2 separate regions of the Homo sapiens genome follow, and region 2 is linked to region 1. Evidence: chromatin contacts called from ENCODE Hi-C or POLR2A ChIA-PET data. All regions are on one chromosome and are shown on one strand. The core of a region is the stretch at or near the end of the contact, and the rest is flanking DNA. Distances in the headings are between cores, read along the strand shown. Region 1 has its middle 31 kb from the start of MAP3K13. Region 2 holds the start of EIF4A2 (eukaryotic translation initiation factor 4A2).

Evidence for each region. A loop is a pair of places that touch in the nucleus more often than their neighbours do. ChIA-PET counts read pairs that join two places held with the same protein, here RNA polymerase II (POLR2A).
Region 2: a loop to region 1 is called in a map of mucosa of descending colon, with 33 times the contacts of the local background. The contact joins the promoter of EIF4A2 here to the enhancer-like site in region 1. A Hi-C loop is called at or near these places in 1 of 168 maps with a recorded cell type or tissue (mucosa of descending colon). POLR2A ChIA-PET finds 5 or more read pairs at or near these places in 1 of 52 experiments (BJ).

Annotation. Positions count from the first base shown.
Region 1 is chr3:185,328,780-185,335,946 of GRCh38, forward strand. It overlaps a transcript of MAP3K13 not described here. Among named protein-coding and RNA genes, the nearest start is that of MAP3K13, 31 kb to the right of the region's middle. RefSeq lists an enhancer at 3,847-3,906. Within about 2 kb of position 3,757, at least 5 of the 41 ENCODE cell types and tissues checked have a DNase peak (open chromatin) inside an H3K27ac peak, as active enhancers do.
Region 2 is chr3:186,778,224-186,785,184 of GRCh38, forward strand. It overlaps EIF4A2 (eukaryotic translation initiation factor 4A2), which reads left to right and starts at 5,354. Exons shown (of 11, transcript NM_001967.4): 1 at 5,354-5,416; 2 at 6,209-6,254; 3 at 6,341-6,473; 4 at 6,739-6,878. The coding sequence starts at 5,388. It overlaps SNORD2 (small nucleolar RNA, C/D box 2), which reads left to right and starts at 6,573; the gene lies at 6,573-6,642. RefSeq lists an enhancer at 6,030-6,259.

The DNA.
Region 1 (7,167 bases), core at 2,507-5,006:
AGTTAGAGTAACAAACCCTCCCACCTCGCTGTGTTGGTTGGTAGCTTCCAAGGCCACTGTAAATGTGTATCAGTGTGAACCTGATCCAGAAACAGCCAGGAAGGGAGCAAAGTTTAGTTTAGTCTGTGAGGAAACTGGCGGCTGCTGGTAGTTCCATGCTGTCTGTTCAGACTTCAGCTTGGTGTAAGTAGTTTTTTTTAAAAAAAACTATTATGACATTTTCATATAAAAAGGATTGTAAGAATAATTTCCATCAAAGATTAAATCAAGTTTCTACCTGGCTCTAAATCTTAGGGATTAGAACTACTGAAAAGAAAGTTTCAGCACTCAGCAGTAGTTTTATTTTTTTTTAATGGAAAAGAAAGCCGTGAGGTGTATCAGCAAGTGTGCTGCTAAAACAGGTCCCGTGTGCACGAAATGATTTCTAATGTCTTATGTTGAGTGCAAGTGTTTACAGTTAGAAAATAAAAGTGAGTATGTACCTAGTGCCGAGAGATTGTTTCTAAGCAGTGCTTAGATTTATCCTCATGTTCTTTCCAGTTGCTTTTCCTCTGGTTTAGATTCATAGTTACAGATTCATGTCAGCAAATATTTAGCAGTCTCTCAGATCATTAAATTGGAGGTTTTGATGTTCAAAGAAATTAAAAGAATGAGAATAAAGTAGAACTTAATATCCTGTAACAAGATGTTGGGATCCAAGATTTAAGAGCAGCAGAATGTATTTTCAAAGAGGAAGAACTTTGTAAAACAGAAGTGGCAAGCAGCCTGAGGTTTCACGCAACTTCGGAGAAATCTGTTTTCTTAAGATTTGACATCTGTATGGATTTTTCAGACTAAATTCCCAGTACTATGGTGCGTAAAATGAGTTTCATATATGAAATTAGAGTTGCCGTGTTTCAGCTCTTCTGTCTTGAGATTAGGATCCAGGAACTACACATTGTTACACAAACATATTGACTTTATTAATGCAGCCATGAGAATGTTAAGGTCGCATGTGGTGTTGGAAAGGTTGGTATTTTCTATTTCCCTTTTACCACAATGCATTTTTAAAAAACCTGGTACATGACAATTATATGACTTTTAACTATATAAAAGGTCGAATTAGCCAGTAGCCTTTTTTTTTTTTTTTTTTTTTGAGACGGAGTCTCGCTCTGCAGTGGCACAATCTTGGCTGACTGCAAGGTCCGCCTCCCGTGTTCAAGTGATTCTCCTGCTTCAGCCTCCCAAGTAGCTTGGATTATAGGCGCCCGCCACCATGCCTGGCTAATTTTTTTTTTTTTTTTTTTTTTTTTTTTTTTTTTTTAGTAGAGATGGGGTTTCACCATGTTAGCCAGGATGGTCTCGATCTCCTGACCTCGTGATCCACCCGCCTCGGCCTCCCAAAGTGCTGGGATTACAGGCGTGAGCCACCGCGCCCGGCCTAGCCAGTAGCCTTTCAAATCACTGGAGGAGTGCTCAGAAGAGAGATTATTTATATAGACGTTCACTGGGTTTCCCCTTCCTCTGTCTTCATCTCAGACCTCAGTCTGTTTCTCTATCCTGCTTCTTGTTTCTGCTGTACTGAGCGGGAGCTCAGATCATGGTGCTGGGCCCCAACTGAATCTCGGTGAGATGGAATCCAGGACGCGTTGTCCTAAGGCTCTAGGGCTACAATGAACTGAAAACCTTAACTCACCCTCTAGCTTTCTGAATCTCGTGATTCTAGCCTCTTGAGCTGATTAACTTCTCCAAGTCAATAGCTTCTGCTGGGCCAAGTTCCTCATTTACTTGTTGGTTGAGGAGAAGGAGTGGAGGGCTGGGGGGTGTCCTGGGAAAGAAGCCAGTGTGGCAGGTAACATTGTTACTAGGGAAGCAGCTATTTTTCTCATGGGACTTGAAATGTTTCAGTCTTTTAACAACCTGGAAGGCCATACAGGTGTGTACTAGCCGCATGGTAACAAGCCCCTTTGAAAACAATGTTTTTAACCTCCAGTAGGTGCCCATACCATCCAGACCACTGCTCGTGCCCTACAAACCAGCCCTCAGGATCTGGCTTTCAAGCATGTGTTTTACATCATTGCCTGCCATTGTTCTCACTCAGGTTGCTCTAGCTACAAAGGTGTTTTGCTTTCTCTTGAACACATCAGACCTGCTCTTGCCTTAGGGCAGCTGCTGCCTAGAAAGCTCTTCCCCCTCATTGTTTCTTCCCAGCCTTCATTCGGGTCTCTATTCAAATAGCTCCTCCTCAGAGAGGCCTTCCCAGACTACCCTAACTAAAATGGCACCCTACTCCACTTCCACCATAACACTTTTTTTCTTTTAACCTAATTTACCTTTTTTTTTTTTTTTTTTGAGACGGAGTTTCACTCTTGTTGCCCAGGCTGGAGTGCAATGGTGGGATCTCGGCTCACTGCAACCTCTGCCTCCCGGGTTCAAGCGATTCTCCTGCCTCAGCCTCCCCAGTAGCTGGGATTACAGACATGCGCCACCATGCCCAGCTAATTTTGTATTTTTAGTAAGGAGATGGGGTTTCTCCATGTTGGTCAGGCTGGTCTCGAACTCCCGACCTCAGGTGATCTGCCTGCCTTGGCCTCCCAAAGTGCTGGGATTACAGGCGTGAACCACTGCGCCTGGCCTTTTCTTTTCTTTTCTTTTTTTTTAAGTAGCCACCTGGCAGTATTTATTTTATAAATTAAAAAATGTGTGTACATATATGTATGCCTGTGTGTGTATGTGTGTGTGTGTTGTGTTATGTAGGATATATATTTGGTCTTTCCCTCTAGAATGTAAGAACTTTGTCTTGTTCAGGGCCATATTGTCAGTGCCTAGGATAGTGCCTGCTTGACATGTAGTAGACACTTGGTAAATCGTTGTATGACAACTGGTGTCATTAAAATTTATTTCCAACCATAGGAATTTTTTGAATAGATGATATATTCACATTTCCAAGACCAAAACATATCAACTTCCCACTCCAGCCAGTTCTCCATCCATTCAGCTCCCATTCAGGGTCCCCAAACCACGGCTATTATTTTTCCATGTATCTTTCCAGAGTTTCTTGATATATGTAGTAAGGAAATATAAAAGTATAAATAGATTCTTATTTCCCTCCTTTTTACACATAACATTATACGTAATGTTCTAAATGTTTTCAGTTGTAATATATGTTGAATCTCTTTCCATGTAAGTACATAGAGAGTGTCCTCATTTTTAAATAGCTGCCTACTAATCCATTGTACGGATGTACTGTAATTTATATAACCAGTCACCTGTTGATAGACATTTTGGTTGTTTCCAGTGTCTTCCTATTGTAAACAATGCTGAAGTTCATAGCCTTGTACATGTATCATTTTATACATGCATACAGTATATCCATATGACTAAATTCCCCAAAGTAGAATTACTGGATCAAAAGGTATCATAAATATTGCCTAACTGCCTTCTTTAGGGATTGTACCAATGTGTACTCCCCCCCCCCATTATAAGAGTACTGTTTCTCATATCCTTGCCAACAGAATCATCAGACTTTTGGATTTTTGCCAGTTTGATAGGTTAAATAATGGTTTCAGCATAGTGTTTGTTTTTTAGAATTTACAATAAAATTTGTGTTGAAGTTTTAAAAACTAATTTTCATTTTTAATTGTGGTTAAAAATCCTATAACATAGGTAACCATTTTTAAGTGTACAGTTCGGTAGTGTTAAGTATATTCACGTTCTTGTGCAACAGATTTCCAGGACACTTCTGTCTTGTGAAACTGAAATTCTATACTCATTAAATAACAACTCTCCACTTCCTCCTCCTGCTAACTCCTAGCAACTACCATTCTACTTTCTGTTTCAATGAATGACTAGTAGCTATCTCATGTAAGTGGAATCACACAGTAATTATCCTTTTGTGGCTGGCTTATTTCACTTAGCCTAATGTCCTCAAGGCTTATCCGTGATGTAGTATATGGCAGGATTTCCTTCATTTGTAAGGTGAACAATATCCCATTGTATGTATATGCCATGTCCTGTTTATCCATTCATTCATCAATAGATATTTGGGTTGCTTCTACCTCTTGGCTATTGCGAATAAGGCCTCTGTGAACATGGATGTGCAGATATCTCTTTGAGGTCCTGCTTTCAGTTCTTTTGGCTATATACCCAGCAATGGGATTGTTGGATCATATGGTAATTCTATTTTTAATTTTTTGAGGAACCACCATACGTTTTCCATAGCAGCTATACCATTTTATCATAGTTTTAATTTGTATTTCTTTCATTATGAGAGGGGTTGAGCATCTTTTCATATTTAAAATAAATGCCTTTTTCTTCTGTGAACTCTTCATATTCTTTGCCAGTAATGGAATTTTTTTCCTATTTTTAATTTGATAACATTTTTTGTTCTTGTGCCCTTGAGTTTTCCAAATTTATAAGCTAGTCTAGTAGTCGTACATACAGGTATGGAATAAGACTACCTGGGTTTGAATTCTAGATCTACTAATAGCTGTGCAATCTTGATTGGACAAGTTACTGAACCTTTCTGAGCCACATTTTCTTATTTGTTAAATTGGAATAACATTGGATTGTTGTAAAGATGAGATGATGTATATTAGATACTTAGTATAGGGCTAGTATGATAAGGCAAAAACAAAAAAGGAAAAAGAAATTAAAAGACCTAAAGTGCAGAAAAGAAATAAAACTGTCATTAACAGATGACATGATTGTATGCATAAAAAACCTTATACAATCTATAAAAAAAACTTGAACTAATTAATGAACTTAGTAAGGCCACAGGTTAGAGTCAACATAAAAATCATACTAGAAACAACAGCTAAAATAGGTGAAAATATCACCATTAAAAATATCTGGCTGGGCACAGTGGGCTCAAGCCTGTAATCCCAACATTTTGAGAGGCTGAGCCCGGAGGATCACTTGAGGCCAGGAGTTAAAGACCAGCCTGGGCAACATAGCAAGACTTCATATCCATTTAAAAAAATTAAAAATATGAAAAAAATAGAAAGAAAAAGAGGCTGGGTGTGGTGGCCCATGCCTATAAACCTAGCACTTTGGGAGGCTGAGGCAGATGGATTGCCTGAGCTCAGGAGTTCAAGACCATCCTAAGCAACATGACAAAACGCTGTGTCTACAAAAAATACAAAAATTAGCCCAGCATAGAGGCACGCACCTGTAGTCTCAGCTACTCAGGAGGGTGAGGTGAGAGGATCGCTTGAGCCCAGGAGGTGGAGGTTGTAGTGAGCTATGGTCATGCCACTGCACTCCAGTCTGGGTGACAGAGTGAGACCCTGTCTCAAAAAGAAAGAAAGAAAATAAGAAAAAATACCTAACACACAGGAATAAATCTTTCAAAAGAGCACAACACCTCTATACTCAAGACTGTAAAACATTGCTGAGAAAAACTTAACAACTCAGAAATAGAAAGTGCAATATATATATACCATGATCATGGATATAAATTGTTAAGGTGCCATTTCTCCCTAAATCAGTCTGTAGATCTAATGCATTCCCAATCAAAATTTCAGCAGGCAATATTGACGAAATTGACAAGCTATTTCTAAATTTTTTGTGAAAATACAAAAGATATACAATAGCTAAAACAATCTTGAAAAGTAACAAAAAGGTAAATGACTTATAATACGTGACTTGAACACTTAACTCTGAAACAATAATCAAGACAGTGTGATATTGCCTTGAGGACAGGCAGATTTGTCGGTGGAACAGAATAGGGAAATCAGAAATAGATTCACACATATAAGGTCAATTGATTTTTGATCAGGTGGTGAGTCAGTTCAATGAAAAAAGAGTAGTTTTCTTTAACATGTTGCTGAAACAATGGATTTTCTTTTTTTTTTTTTCTTTTTTTCTTTGAGATGAAGTCTCGCTCTGTCACCCAGGCTGGAGTCCAGTGGTGCCATCTCGGCTCACTGCAATCCGCCTCCTGGGTTCAAGCAATTCTCCTGCCTCAGCCTCCCGAGTAGCTGGGATTACAGGTGAGTGCCACCACACGTGGCTAATTTTTGTATTTTTAGTAGAGACGGTGTTTCACCATGTTGGCCAGGCTAGTCTCGAATTCCTAACCTCAAGTGATCTGCCTGCCTCGGCCTCCCAAAGTGCTGGGATTACAGGCATGAGCCACCTCGCCCAGCCAACAAATGGATTTTCTTATAGGGGGAAAAAATTTCATGCCTCTCTCACTCTACACAAAACTGCAATAGACATGGATGTACTGATAAATAGACATGGATCATAGATCTAAACATAGAACCAGAAACCTTAAAAAAAAAAAAACAGCAATCTTGGGTTATGCAAAGATTTCTTGAGAAGGACACTAAAAGCACTAACCATAATAGTACATTAAATACAATTAAATGAACTTATTGCAAGAACTTCTTAGGACCTTTAATATGTTAATGTTTCTAGTAAGAGGACCATGCAGCATTTTCTAAAGTGTTTGATCACAGAATCCTTTATTCATCTGGAACATGGAACATACTTGGAGAAGTGTTGCTTTGATTCTCTCCTCAAAATATAGTATTTTTGAGAGCTATAATAAGCCCCCTCTTTGATACAAAATAATGTAATTGGATCCCCTTCCCTTCAACAACTCGAGTAAAGAAAACCCTTCTGCCCAAAGAGCTGTGATTACACCCCATCCCCTATTTGCTGGTTGGCCAGCCAACTGTTGCAGTTACTCTAGGCTAATGTCACATTACAGCAGAATTCACCCTAGTAAGAGGGGCAAAGAGTGACTAAAGGTGCAAAGCATTTTTCATTTTCCTTGCTGCAGGTTCCATATATATTGTCCCTCAGTATCGGTGGAGGATTGGTTCCACGACCTCCTAGGGATAACAAAATCCAAGGATGTTCAGATTCCTTATATAAAACCTATGTAACCTATGCACATCCTCTCATATACTTTAAATCATCTCTAATTATTTATAATACCTAATGCAATGTAAATGCTATGTGAATCATTGTTATACTTTATTATTTATGAAATAAGAAAGCCTATACATGTTCAGTACAGATGCAATTTTTTCCCCAAATATTTTCAATTTACAGATAGTGAGGAGGATAAGGAGGGCCAACTGTACTGGCTTGGCCTGCTCAGCCCTCCTCTCTCACTGCCTAGCAAACTCCAGGTTATTAACCCTTTGCTTCTCTGTACTCAGCTCCTATAGTCCT
Region 2 (6,961 bases), core at 4,104-6,603, 1.5 Mb after region 1:
ATCCCAGCACTTTGGGAGGCAGAGGCGGGCGGATCACCTGAGGTTGGGAGTTCGAGACCAGTCTGACCAACATGGAGAAACCCCGTCTGTACTAAAAATACAAAATTAGCCGGGCGTGGTGGTGGATGCCTGTAATCCCACTACTCGGGAGGCTGAGGCAGGAGAATCGCTTGAACCCGGGAGGCAGAGACTGCAGTGAGCCGAGATTGCACCACTGCACTCCAGCTTGGGCAACGAGAGCGAAACTCTGTCTCAAAAAGAAAACAAACAAACATGAAAGATGAGTTGGTTGTGTCACATGAAGAGGGTAGTATAGAGCCCCAGGTAATGGGGCACAGGAGTGGGATTCCAGATACCAGGCCCACATTTCTGGGGTGAGATTGCCAATCATGGTCTTTCTTCCATCCTTCACAGAGGTGTAGGTTTGTCCTGAAGACAAACCTGATCCTGGAGACTTCATGTAATCTCGAAGAGATGTGCAAACTGATGAAAAACAGTGATTTTTTTTTTTTGAGACAGTCTTGCTCTGTCACCCAGGCTGGAGTGTGGTGGCGCAATCTTGGCTCATTGCAACCTCCACCTCCTGAGTTCAAGCAATTCTCCTGCCTCAACCTTCCGAGTACCTGGGATTACAGGCGCCCACCACCATGCCTGGCTAATTTTTTGTATTTTTAGTAGAGAAAGGGTTTCACCACGTTGGCCAGGCTGGTGTCAAACTCCCGACCTCAGGTGATCCACTGGCCTTGGCCTTCCAAAGTGCTGGGGTTACAGCTGTGGGTCACCATGCCTGGCCAAAATAGTGAATCTTTGAGGTAAAATAAAGATGTCGCCCAGGCTGGAGTGCCATGATCATGCCAGTGCACCCTCTGCCTCCCAGATTCAAGTGATTCTCCTGCTTTCCTGCCTCAGCCTCCCCTGTAGCTGGGACCACAGGTGTGCGCCACCATGCCCAGCTAATTTTTGTATTTTTGATAGAGATGGGGTTTCACCGTGTTGGCCTGGCTTGTCTCAAACTACTGATCTCAAGTGATCCGCCCACCTCAGCCTCCCAGAGTGCTGGGATAATAGGCATGAGCCACTGCTCCCAGCCTTAATTTTTCAAAATCAGAAGCCGGCTCCACCTCAGTTCAGATCCAGTGAATCTGGGTGAGAGGGCAGAGTCCACAAGTATCTGCATTTCAAATAGATGTTCCCATTGATTTTTATGCATACCACAGTTTCTGATCACCTGATCTGAAGTACAGCAATGTACTTGTATTTTAGTCTTCCTCTATAAAGGTAGAAAAACTTCTGTATCTTGGCTACACAAAAGAGTTTAATAACCTTGGATCAGCGGATTCAAAACTAGTTCTTAGCTAGTTTAAAAGTCCTTCCGTGGTCCTCCTCAGTTTTCTCCATTTTCTTCAACTCTGTTAATATCTTTACCTATCTTGATGCAAATTATTATCATTATTATTTTGAGACATAATCTTTCTCCATCGCCTAGGTTGGAGTGCAGTGGCGGGATCTCAGCTCACTGCAACCTCCGCCTCCCGAATTCAAGCAATTCTCCTGCCTGAGTAGCTGGGATTACAGGTGTGCGCCAACACAACCGGCTAATTTTTGTATTTTATCCCCACCGAGACGGAGTCTTGCTCTGTCGCCCGGGCTAGAGTGCAGTGGCGTGATCTTGGCTCACTGCAACCTCCGCCTCCCAGGTTCAAGCAATTCTCCTGCCTCAGCCTCCTGAGTAGCTGGGATTACAGGAGCACACTACCACATCAGACTGATTTTTGTATTTTTAGTAGAAAGGGAGTTTCACCAGGTTGGCCAGACTGGTCACGAACTCCTGACCTCAAGTGACCCGCCCGCCTCGGCCTCCCAAAGTGTTGGGATTAGGCATGAGCCACCATGCCTAGCCTAATTTTTTTATTTTTAGTAGAGACTGGATTTCTCCGTGTTCGCCAGGCTGGTCTGGAACTCCTAATCTCAATTGTTCGGCTTGCCTCAGCCTCCCAAAGTGCTGGGATCACAGGCGTGAGCCACCATGCCCAACCACAAATGTTTTTTAAGTTATAGTGTAAGAACATGGCAGTAAGTTCAACCCTCCAAATTGCGTCAGGGGTCACAGGCAAGCAGAACCTAGCCTCTAATTTCCTCAGAAACTGTGTAATAAAAAGAGGTTACAGAGATTATCCTGGGTTTGCCAAAAAAGAAAAAAAGGAAAAGAAAAAGAAAAAGAGGTGAGTAGCACCACCATCTCTATCCAGCTCTGGGCAGTGTTTTTTTTTTGTTTTTTTGTTTTTTTTTAAGGTGGAGTCTTACTCTGTCATCCAGGCTGGAATGCAGTGGCGCGATCTCTGTTCACTGCAATCTCCACCTCCCGGGTTCAAGTGATTCTCATGCCTCAGCCTCCTGAGTAGCTGGGACTACAGGTACATGCCACCACACCCAGCTAATTTTTTATATTTTTAGTAGAGATGGGCTTTCACCATGTTAGCAAGGATGGTCTCAATCTGCTGACCTCGTGATCCACCTGGCTTAGCTTCCCAAAGTGCTGGGATTACAGGCGTGAGCCGCCGGGCCTGGCCCAGTTATTTTTAAACACTGAAATTACAGATGTAAGGACAGCATGTACTATATACTTTGTGCTTTATACTTTATTATTACTAAATAACAACATTAATACGTAATAATTAGATCCAAAACACATACCTTAACAAATGTCTATATATCAATAGATTATCTAGACACCGCTTTAAATGTGCAGCTATCACTTAAAATCAACTGATGGGTTCAAAATAATGTAAGAATCTCAAGATGGCATACAAATGCGCCCTGAATGATGAGAGTACATGGTACTTTTTATAGGAAGATGTCACTATCAACACAAAGCATATTTTTTATTATTTATTTATTTTTAGACAGAGTCTTGCTCTGTCACCCAGGCTGGAGTGCAATCTCCGCCTCCCGTGTTCAAGCGATTCTCCTGCCTCAGCCTCCGGAGTAGCTGGGACTACAGGCGCACACCACCACACCCAGCTAATTTTTGTACTTTTAGTAGAGACAGGGTTTCGTCATGTTGGCCAGGATGGTCTTGATCTCCTGACCTCGTGATCTGCCCATCTTGGCATCCCAAAGTGCTGCGATTACAGGCATGAGCCACCGCGCCCGTCTGAAAGCATATTCTTTTAAGGTTTTGTTATTGTTTTTCCATGTAGCACTGACAGATTTGTACTAATTCTTTGCTTCTCTGGTTGCTAGATAGCTTTAGAATTGTCAGCTGAGGCTCTTGAAGAGCAAAACTAAACTACCTTAGTTGGCTTAGATAGGGAAATAATCTGACTTTTAGGATTATTTGCAGTATAAATGATTTCAAACACTAAAGGTTGACAAAGAAGCATTTATAGTTCACTGAGAAGGCTATCTTATTTCAGATTCCAGGTAAGCAGAATCACTTAAATTTAAAAGAGCACGCTCTGTGTTGATATGCAAAACTTTGTTAAAGTATACGTTTTGATCTTTAATTCATTTATTAGTTACAAATGTTATTTACTATTTAGTAAGCACACGCAAATGTGGTAATCACTGCATTTATTAGGAATACACTGTAAGGTTACAGGCAGTGTGGGTGTGGATTTTGACTGTATTTGAAGTTTTCTTACCTTGAAACTTACTTAGCACTTGTAAACCTATACCATAGAGTTTAGCCTTTATTTCCTCTTAAGAGACTTGAAAATCCTACACCATCTAGTGTAGTGCTAATCCTAAAGAAAACAACCAACGATTAAGTGTTAATTGTTGATTGGTATCACCCTATGATCAATTGTTTTCACCCTAAGGCTCAAGTGAAACCAAACGGTTGGTCACTTTTTCGATTTAGTATTTTTTCAATTTCTTAGATCTCAGGATATTTTTAGTAGATTTTGGATGAGACAACAAGGATGTCTGACGACCATCATTCTCAGAAAATATCTGGCATCACCTCAAATCTGGATTTCGAACATTACAGAGGGATGAATGAGGAGCAGTACCACTGGACTGAGGGCCTGGCCCACTTTGCCATCTTGGTATTCTTAATCTTTGTCCTAGTTCCTGGCACGATAAGAATTTTCAAATAAATAAATAATTTTTGTATTAAAAAAGTAGTATTTAGAACCGAATATCTTCTATAATATAGAAAATTGAGTCAGCTTTCCCAGTAATGATTCTTTAAGTTGGCCTTCTGAAATATGAGAAAATGTTACCCTGATAGTCTCGATGATATTTTGCACCATGGGTAGGGTTGTATTTTAAAGTTAAATGACTACATATATTGTTTTTTGTTTTTGTCGAGAGACCTGAGATGGGGCTAATTGAAAACGTCTGGAGCTTAAAGACCCGTGCAGTTTACGCAGCAAGGATATTATTGCTCTGAATTTCAATAAATCAACATTTCACTATATATCGGCAAAGTCTACAGCCTTTAAAAAATGACCAATATAGACGGAATCAAAACCGATGTAGTCCCAAAGCGGCACAGAGCTGTATCTGCCAAAGCGTCCATTTAAATTCGTGCGTTCCAAGGAAAATTACTGCTTAGTTTCTATCCATTTGCAAAAGTTTATGATTTTTTTCAGGCATTCCTCACACCTGTTAGGTTAAAATCAGTAACACTCTTAAAAAGAAAGCGAGAGACCGGAAATGATATGAGAATAGAATTGGCCACTCCAGAGACATCTGCAAATGACACTCCATTTTTCCTTCTCGCGCTGCAAAATGTACCGGTAAACCGGACTTCCCGGGACTCGCTGGGTGGCCGACATTTTCCCTAGCAGGAATTTTACGTTTCCAAGATCTGAATGGATGTTAACGGTCGGGCTAAATGCCAGGCAGGTCTTCATTGTGGAATTAAACAGCGGTGGGAGCAAGCGGAATAACCGAGTTCCCCTCCCGCACCTGAGTGCCGGCAGCGAGCCGCGAGCCGGGACCTGTCACCCGCGGGAAGCCCCGGCCGCCCGACGAACAGCATCTCCGGTTTCCGCCTCCGGCTCCGGCGCGGCTCCCCCGGCCCGCCTCTGCGTCAGGGACGCGGAAACCCCGTAGGAGCAGGGCGGGCGGGGAAAGCGAGGTTTAACTAACTCCGCAGCTATATTCTTCCGCCGCGAGGTAAAGAGTCCCAACCCAACCCCGGGCCCTAGGATTTCCAGCGACCCTGTAATATCGAGAAATTACCACATTTGGGTTTTTCTACCAACTTGCTTAGGATTTTATCCGAGGTAACGACCCCAGGATCACAATTTTGTAGCTGACCGAAGCACGGCGAGAAAATTCCTCCGCAAGAAACGGGTTCCGGCCACGAGCCTATAAAAAACGGGTGGTTGGGCGCCGCTGTCTTTTCAGTCGGGCGCTGAGTGGTTTTTCGGATCATGTCTGGTGGCTCCGCGGATTATAACAGGTATGCAGTCTGTTGGCGGTCGCGGTCTGTAGTGAAGGTCATAGGGCGCCAGGGGAGATGATAGTGGATGGCACGGAGGCAAAAACTCTAAATTAATGGACGTTTTCTTAGGGTACAGCACTCCTGTGCCCTTCCAGAAGCTTCCATGATGGGTAGGGCCCGGATTGTGGGGAGATAGGACGGTGGTGCGAAAGCAGTGGCTAAAGGGCGTTTTTCCTCTCTAAGACATTACGAAACTTCGGCTGCTTTCCTTCCCAGTGTAGAGCACGGGAAACATGGAGTAAAAAGCCGTGGCGCAGTCCGAGTTCGGTACACTGTAACCAGGACCCGAAGCTTTATTTTCGGTCATCCACACGAGTTGGGGGAGGGTCCTAGGCTTTACTTGGGGAAGGGTTGGAGGCAGCGGTCTCCACTCGGCCACGGCGCGGAGGCGACGGGACAGGACCGGTGCCGGTGAACCGTTGGCATCGCCCTCGCCAGGCCGCTCCGCCCGCGTCAATCACCCGGCTTGCGCATTGTTGGGGGCGGAGTTCGGCGCTCCGAGCTCTCGCGAGACGCTCCGCAGTTGAAACGGGATCGCCATGCGCTCGGGCCTGGGGGGCTGCCTTTCCGGGCATCCGCAGGCCCCAACCTTTAGGGAAGGCGCACAGTGTGGATATTCGCCCTGAGGCTGCTGCTTTAGCTTGTGCAGGGGAGGCTAACGTGCTGAGACGGGTTGCAAAGGGCTATGCGCTTAAGGTGCAGTTGAGGTGGCCTGGAAGGGGTGTCTGACTGCAGTATTCTTGTCAGCAGAGAACATGGCGGCCCAGAGGGAATGGACCCCGATGGTGTCATCGAGGTAAGAAACGGTTGTGGATCTTGAAGCTTTGGAAAGGTGAGTGTGTTCATCTCATTTATGCGTGCATTATTTTTTCTAACTTACAGAGCAACTGGAATGAGATTGTTGATAACTTTGATGATATGAATTTAAAGGAGTCTCTCCTTCGTGGCATCTATGCTTACGGTTTTGAGAAGCCTTCCGCTATTCAGCAGAGAGCTATTATTCCCTGTATTAAAGGTAAAAGAAACTGGCATTTTTAGGAAATTGTTCTACATAGACATGAACCATAAAAGGGAAAGTAACCTCTGGGGGACTAGCACCTGTTTGTATTCCTTAAAGTGAAATGATGGCAATCATCTTTCGGGACTGACCTGAAATGAAGAGAATACTCATTGCTGATCACTTGATTATTTGGGCATAATGTTCCAAATGGAATACATGGTGTGAAGTAGAAGTGACAATTTGATGTGGGATCGGTAAATGTGTATCCTACTTTTTTTAGGGTATGATGTGATTGCTCAAGCTCAGTCAGGTACTGGCAAGACAGCCACATTTGCTATTTCCATCCTGCAACAGTTGGAGATTGAGTTCAAGGAGACCCAAGCACTAGTATTGGCCCCCACCAGAGAACTGGCTCAACAGGTATTGATAGTGTAGTTCAAAAAAACTGCTTGCGTGTTGCATAGGTTTCAGGTTTCACAACTGTGAAGAATTTAAAACTTAGT